Regions from separate parts of the Homo sapiens genome. Here region 1 is linked to region 2. Evidence: chromatin contacts called from ENCODE Hi-C or POLR2A ChIA-PET data. All regions are on one chromosome and are shown on one strand. Each heading gives the region's core, a stretch centred on a gene start or an enhancer-like site at or near the end of the contact. The rest is flanking DNA. Distances are from core to core; before and after follow the strand shown. Region 1 overlaps STN1 (STN1 subunit of CST complex). Region 2 overlaps SH3PXD2A (SH3 and PX domains 2A).

Region 1 (3,893 bases), core at 510-3,009, 96 kb before region 2:
TAGTATATTTAAGAATGCTATACAACTGCTGCAGGAAAAAGGACTTGTTTTCCAGAAAGATGATGGTTTTGATAACCTATACTATGTAAGACACTTGCAACTTAACTTTTTTTCTTTGTAGCTTCAATTACAAATATATTTATTACTTATGAATAACCACTTAATTATTCTTAAAAATCATTAAGGAGGTACATAAAATCAGAAGTGAAAGTTGGCCCTTATCCTTCCCCGAGGTATCTCTTTTAATAATACAGTTGACCCATGAACCACACAAGTTTGAATTGCATGGGTCTACTTATATGCAGACTTTTTCAACCAAATGCAGATGGAAAGTACAGTATTTGCAGATGTGAAACCCACATATGAGGGCTAACTTTTTGTACATGCAGGTTTCACAGAGCCAACTTCAGGACTTGAGTGTGTGTGGATTTTGGTATACCTGAGGGTCCTGGAACTGATCCACTGAGTATACCGAGAGATAACTGTATATCCTTCTAGACATTTATCTGTACATTTACAGATGCATACATATACAAATGTGCTCCTGTGGCTTTTTCATTGTTTCCAATCCCTGACTTATGCAAGAACCTTTTTGCTTTATAAAAAATGTGATCATCTTCTAAATTGACACTTCTCAATCTGAACACTATTTGGGGTAGGTGATCGATTGCCATGGGAACTATCCTGTGCATTGCAGGATATTTAGCAGCATGCCTGACCTTCACCTACTAGAGACCAGGAGCAACACCCCAACTGTGGCAACCAAAAATGTCCCTGGACATTGCCGGGTATCTCCTGGGACCATTGAGACTTGCTACTCTAAATAATGCTCTGTACCTTTTTTGGTACCAAGATAACACATGACAGGCACCTTTCCACATTAGTAGTTATAAATCTACCTCGTTCTTTTTAACATCCTCAGGGTATTCCATACTATGGGTACCTGTTGTGTATTTTTTAGACATTCCTTTTTGATGGGTACTTAGGGTATTTCTAACTTTTGCTGTCACAAATGGTGTTGCTGTGGCTATTTTTGCACAACTATATTTGTGAACTCATGTCAGTATTTCTGTAAGATTGACTCTTAAAAGAAGAGCTGCTGGAGCAGAGGGCATGGCCATTTAAGCTTTTGGTCAACACAGTGTGATGGGCCTGCCTGAAGGCTGTACCAGTTGACTCCCAGCAGAAGTGTAGGTGCTTGTTTGCCTCACTCTTTCAAGTTAAAAGTTCACCTTTTGCTGCATACCTTTAATATTGGGAGGAGCTAAGGTGGAAATGGGCCTTCTCAGGACCACTGACATCAGTGGGTGTGGACTCCGTTATGTGCAGCTCTCCCAGAGACTGATCAAATTCTGTGGTATTCCAGAAGTCTCACTATTCACAGGCAAGATTCCTGACGGGGAGCTTTTCTTAATATGACATTTCCTGATGTTGATTTACCCTAGTGACTCCCCTCTTTAGAGAGATTTTAGAAATTACAATACCATTTAAATAACTTTTGAAGCAGGTATCCCAGTCTACATAAGGGCGAGTGCCTCCCACACCGTCCCAGGATGGGAGTCCTGGCATGGGAAGGCCGGGTGGGAGTTGGTTGCTTCCTGGAAGTTGGAGAAGCTATGGGGGCAGCTCACCTTGAGCCCTGCTCTGGGACACACCTTTCCTCCCAGGCCTTTAGAGAGCAGCCCTTCCTGAGGAGCAGCAGTCCAGGGCAAGGCGTGGTGGGGCTGGGTACTTCCTCCTGTGAATCATTGTGATCAAGCACAAATAGATCTCTTGTCGCCATCTCTGACTTCATCTCTCCACTGCTTTGTAGTCACCTTTCTCCTGAAGCCCTGCCTCAGGGAAATGGTTAAAATAAGTCAACACTTCTGTTTGCCTAGTGCTTTCCTAGGTTCAGCAGCTCTCACACATGACCTTGTTTAATCTTCGTCATAACCTTGTGAGCTGAGAGAAGGCAGGTGTTCTCAAGATGCCCCCTCCAGTAAGGCAGGTCAGACAGGCATTCTTGGGCTGTCTTTAAGGAGGAAACTTACAGCTATTTGTTTGCATGCCTATTTTCTTTCTTCCTTTCTTCCTCTCTCTTTTTCTGTTTCTTTTTTTTCTTTCTCTTTCTCTCTTTTTTTGTTACTAGATTCACTGTGGAACATGAAGGTGAAACCTGTTGTGTGCTGCTTCCCTCTTAATCTGAGCTGGTTAAAAAAGACTAAGTTGGCCAGGTGCGGTGGCTCACGCCTATAATCCCAGCACTTTGGGAGGCCAAGTCGGGTGGAATCACTTGAGGTCAGGCATTCGAGACCAGCCTGGTCAACATGGTGAAACCCTCATCTCTACTAAAAATACAAAAATTAGCTGGACGTGGTGGTGCACGCTTGTAATCCCAGCTACTCGGGAGGCTGAGGCGGGAGAATCACTTGAACCTGGGAGGCGGAGGTTGCAGTGAGCTAAGATCGTGCCACTGCACTCCAGCCTGGGCGATAAGAGTGAGATTCCGTCTCAAAAAAAAAAAAAAAAAAAAAAAAGGAAAAAGAAAAAGACTAAGTTATGTCTACCTTTGAGAGCAGAATGTGTTTCAGTGGATAGGCTAGCTTTACTCTCATGCTAGCCTGTCCTTGCAGGGTTTTTTTTTTTTTTTTCTCCTTTTATTTTTCCTTGTGGTTGGGAGAAGCAAGAAAACTGATGCAACACAAGACAGGTGTCAGGGCCCAGAAGAAGGAGTCATGGGGTGGAGATTGGAGGCCTTGATCACTGTGCCTCGCTCAAAACTATAACAACAAATAACAAAAATGTGTTATGAGTGTTGAAGAAGAAAGTTGTCCCTTAAAAGTATGCAATTCCAGCTTTTTTTTTGTTTTAACCTCATTGCCCCAATGAACCAACTCCCAAGGACGTGTCCTCTGGGCAGAACTGGTTTGACACTAGGCCAAGTATCAAACACCACATTAATGGTGTAGGGAAGATGATTATTATGTAATCTTTAGAAACTATCCTGAATACTAATTTGGAAGTCTGGATGACACAACTGCTGTGTTACCTAAGAACACTCTCTCTCTCAACTATTTTTCCTATTTAGGTAACCAGAGAAGACAAAGACCTGCACAGAAAGATCCACCGGATCATTCAGCAGGACTGCCAGAAACCAAATCGTAAGTGGTATAATGTACAAGTGATGCCCTGGTGCCCTGGAAGGGGATACTGTCTCCCGGGGAGCACTGGATGGAGAGTCAGGAGACCCGGGACTTTTCCCAGTAGTGACTTGGAAAGGTGATAGTCAAAGTACCTGCCCTCCCTGAGCCTCCATCTCCTCTCTAAAGGAGTGTTGGGCTAGCACAGTTGTTGTGATCTTGGCTGTACATAAGATTCAACCTTGGAGCCCTCTGAACATTCAGAGCCCAGATTCTACCCTGGGGATTTTGTTTCCATAGAGGATGAGGTGGGGGCTAGACAAGGAATTCTGATACAGTGAGGTCACCACACTAGGACGTTTTGATGTCATTCTGCTTCTCATGTTCTCTCTGATTTGTGTTATTTCCTATTTCATGCTTGCCCCCCTTCTTTGAACACAAACCTGACATTTCCCTCTATTCTAACATCAAAGCCTTTCAGTGTTGGAAGGGATGGTTCTAGACATGACTGTTTATGAACGGTGTAATTCAGTCATCTTGGAAACTGTTAATTTGCAAAAGACATGGTTTAGAAAATAGTTTTGGTAGAGTTAGTTCAGCCCCTAGTGGTTAGACACTGAAACTGTAGCTACTCTGACAAGGAACAATACCATTTCCACACTAGTTAGAGAAGGAAGCATTAGTCTATCTTTAAATCCTATGTAAACTGACCGGTCTTAAAGGCGACTTTTCAAAGTCTAGCTTTTGCAAACACATACTATAATAAGAAGT
Region 2 (3,759 bases), core at 896-3,395:
TTGTACAGAGCAGAAGTGGCGCAGGCTGAGGAACACACTTTTGAGAAGGACAAGGTCTCTTCCTGCCAGGAGTCTACATCTCGTGAGGAAGGCAAACTTGGAAACAGTTAAGTCCACTGTAGATGAACTAAATACTAGATTGAGGTACAAGCAACATGCTATGAGATGAAGAGGAAGGAAAGAGCATTCTTGGGAGAGGGAACAAAGAAGATGCCCATATGGTCTCTCTCTCTCTCTTTTTTTTTTTTTTTACTTTTATTTATTTAGTTTTTAGAGACAGGGTCTCGCTGTGTCGCCCAGGCTGGAGTGCAGTGGTGTGATCATGGCTCACTGAAGCCTCAGCCTCCCAGGTTCAAGAGATCTTCCAGCCTGAGCCTCCCAAGTAGCTGGGATCACAGATGCATGCCACTATGACTAGCTAATTTTTTTTTTTATTTTTTGTAGAGACAGGGTCCCACTGTGTTGCCCAGGCTGGTCTCAAACTCCTGGGCTCAAGTATCCTTCCGCCTCGGTCTTCCAAAGTGTTGGGATTACAGGCATCAGCCACCACACCCGGCCCCCATATGGTCTTAATTAGTGACAGCAGCCTAGGGTGACATAGCCAAACACCCACACTCTAGTTTGGGGGGATTTGGTTGTTTTTTGAGAATTCTTATCAGGGTAAAATATGTCTCTGGTTTCCTTCCTTCCTTCCTTCCTTCCTGCCTTCCTTCCTTCCTTCCTTCCTTCCTTTTCCTCCCTCCCTCTCTCCCTCTCTCCCTCCCTTCCTTCTTTCCTTCTTCCCATCCTTCCAATATTAAGTGTCTGCCTTGTACATCCAGGCGGTGTGCCAGCTCTGGGACACATTGATGATCCAAAGCAGATCTGGTTCCTGCCTTTATGGGTCTCACAGCTTAGTGAGGGAAGACAGATTTTAGTTAAAAAACAAAGACAAACAATATTGTTTTACACCATTCCAGATGTAACAAAGGAAGGTGCCATAGACATATTATAGGGAAACCTTATACTCTGGGATCAGGGCAGGCTTCCTGAAGAAGTAAGTTTTATCTGACACATCAGTGAGTTATTTTATCTTATTTTACTTTTGAGATGAGAGACTCTTTTATGCTTCTAATGAAAGCCAAAGACTCTCTCCCCAGACAAGTGCATGAATGTGCACCTGTAATTCTAGTAACCTTTTTGGTTATCCATACCCTGCCTGAAATCCATCCATGAGCACCAGGATAACACCCTCTGCTCTTCTCCAGACCTTCTTCTCTCCCCATATCTCCTGCCACGAGCCTTCAGACCCAGACTCACACGCAGGGGCTGCCCACTTAGAACCCCCAGGTACGGAGGCTTTAAAGCTGTACTGTCCAACGCGGTGGCCACTAGCCACATGTGGCTATTTAAATTAAAGTTAATTAAAAATTTTTGAAATTAAATTTTAAAAATTAAATGAAATAAAAGTAAATGTTCAGTTCCTTGGTTGCACTTGCTAGATCACAAGTACTCAGTGGCGGCCGTGGCTAGTGGTTGTGTATTGGGCAGATATGGAACATTTCTATTATCACAGAAAATTCTATTAGACTGGTAGCTTAGACAACTTTGAACACACAACAGGCTTGAGCTGGCTTTCTGGCCACCCTACAGTGATCTGTCACCTCCCAGCCCCTTCCTGAGTTGCCCCCTGAAATCTTCTAGGGCCCTGGCAAGAAGAGGGAGATTATTCTCCTGCACAGTTTGCCCATCCTTAGGGCTTTTCAGCTCAGCGGCTATTCCAAACACTTCTTCTGGAAACCAGGTCAGGTTCCCGAGAGGGCTTCTAAGAGCCTTTCAGATGTGAAGTTAAGAACAGGGAAGAGGTGAGGCTCTTAGTCTCCAAGTGGAAATTGGTTTCTTCTAAAAATAACTCACCACTCAGCCCTATCTGACCAGGAAAAGGACCTGTCCCAGGGAAAGCTGACCAGGACAGGGCCTAACGTCGAGGCCCATTTGGTGATTAAGGGCCTGGGTTGCTTGGAGGTGCAGTTGAGGTGGGAGGAGGGGCGGCAGATGCCCTTTTCAGTTGCTTTCTCACGGGTGGCTGGACCACGTTTCCAGCCTTTGTCTATTTCCTTGCACAGCTCCTTCCTGGTCCCACTGAGGAGGGGCCGGAAGACTCTCTGAAGCCCTGGCTCCATGGACGGTTGTTTCACAACCTGACCTACAAAGCGCTGGGCTACAGTAATTGCTCTGCAAACACCGACTCCACCATGCTGCTATTGCTTTAGTCTGAACTCTGGCCAGCGAGTGCACAGGGTCAATATTTGATCAGAACTGGGAGAGGCCCTTTATTTTCCCCTGCACCGCTTGGAAGATAGAGTTAAGAGGGTTGTTCAGGTTTGCTCATTGGCTCTGAAGGACTTAACCTATTTTGACAAGCTTTTCTCTCTATTCCTTATTCATCTCTCCAGACTCTCCACCCATGCACCCCACCCTGGGGTCACACTCACTTTCCAGCTCCCCAACAGCCCACCTCATGATGGGTGGAAAAATTATAATTCCTGAATCACTAACAACCAGCCTTGGAATGAATGTGTATATGGGTGTGGGTGTGTACTGATGTCACTTACGGAGCTTTATGGGATCATTGCATTTTTAGAGTTAGAGGAGTTCTTATTCCAAGTGCCTCACTTTGCAGGTAACAAACTGTGTTAATTTTTCTATTCATTAAATTTATATAAGCTTTCATTTGGTTTAATATCCAAAGCAGGCCTCAGCTGAGATCAACCTGGGGTGATCCCAGTGTGTGCCAAGAACCAACCTGAAAGCAGAAAAGAGGAGGAAATGTCTCTTCCGCAGGCACTCTGCCTTTTAATCATTGAGGGAATTTGTTCGAGATTACTGACCCTAGACTAAAGCGATGAGGCCACAGCCTGGGGAGGTAACCTGCTAAGTTCTAAGAATGATCTTGTACCAAGGATTGCAGAGAGCTCCAGCACACCTGGTGTGGCAGTGCCAGCTCCAGAATGTGCTGAGCATGGGTCATTGTGAATGCTCACATGCCTTAGACAGAGGAGAACATCAGCCTTGACTGAGGTCATTCACTGGTCCCAGGCAGGCACAGACAGCCTCATGTTGTTTGCAATGGCAAAAATGGGAAACAGCCTAAAAGACCATCCATACAGAGTTGCTAAGTCAACTGTGATATTCTCACAGCACTTAGTACAGCAGTCAAAGCAAATGAGACTGATCCATGGGTGGATCTCCAAGAAACATTCTGAACAAACAATGCAAGTTTCAAAACAGTACTTATAGTATGATAATAATTATATAAAAAAAAACCCAAGAACAAGATTTATATTTTGCAGGTACATATCCAGCATATGAATGTAAATGTTTTTTAATCTAGAAGGCTGTACTCCAGATTGGTATCCGACTCATCTCTAGATGGGGGTTAGGGATATCAGTAGGAGGAAGGGCTTGATAAAGGGGGAACCTTATCTTAATGTTTTACTCTTTTAGAAAAGGAGAATGCATTCATATATTATTTGCAACATTAATATTGAATAGTTAAAGAGTCACCTATTGGGGGAGCTAGGGTTGGTGGGAAGTCAAAAATAAAATATGTCTTTCCTGGTCATTATGGTATAATGGGACAGAAAGCACAGGTGAAAAAAGTAAACATAAGAACATGTCTAACAAGGAGGACATGAAACTCATTATAAAAATCACATTACCTCATATTTCCTGGACCATCATTCTAGATCATTCCTGTGGAATGTAAACTGGTTAGAT

Evidence for each region. A loop is a pair of places that touch in the nucleus more often than their neighbours do. ChIA-PET counts read pairs that join two places held with the same protein, here RNA polymerase II (POLR2A). Pooled maps may share reads with other maps.
Region 1: a map of Caco-2 shows a loop between it and region 2 (5-fold over the local background). The contact joins two enhancer-like sites. A Hi-C loop is called at or near these places in 2 of 168 maps with a recorded cell type or tissue (Caco-2 and mammary epithelial cell) and 2 of 50 pooled maps. POLR2A ChIA-PET finds 5 or more read pairs at or near these places in 2 of 52 experiments (activated CD4-positive, alpha-beta T cell and activated naive CD4-positive, alpha-beta T cell).

What each region holds. Positions count from the first base shown.
Region 1 is chr10:103,888,322-103,892,214 of GRCh38, reverse strand. It overlaps STN1 (STN1 subunit of CST complex), which reads left to right. Exons shown (of 10, transcript NM_024928.5): 8 at 1-85; 9 at 3,071-3,143. Among named protein-coding and RNA genes, the nearest start is that of STN1, 28 kb to the left of the region's middle. Within about 2 kb of position 1,759, at least 17 of the 41 ENCODE cell types and tissues checked have a DNase peak (open chromatin) inside an H3K27ac peak, as active enhancers do.
Region 2 is chr10:103,792,877-103,796,635 of GRCh38, reverse strand. All of the region lies in intron 2 of SH3PXD2A (SH3 and PX domains 2A), which reads left to right. Among named protein-coding and RNA genes, the nearest start is that of SH3PXD2A-AS1, 48 kb to the right of the region's middle. Within about 2 kb of position 2,145, at least 10 of the 41 ENCODE cell types and tissues checked have a DNase peak (open chromatin) inside an H3K27ac peak, as active enhancers do.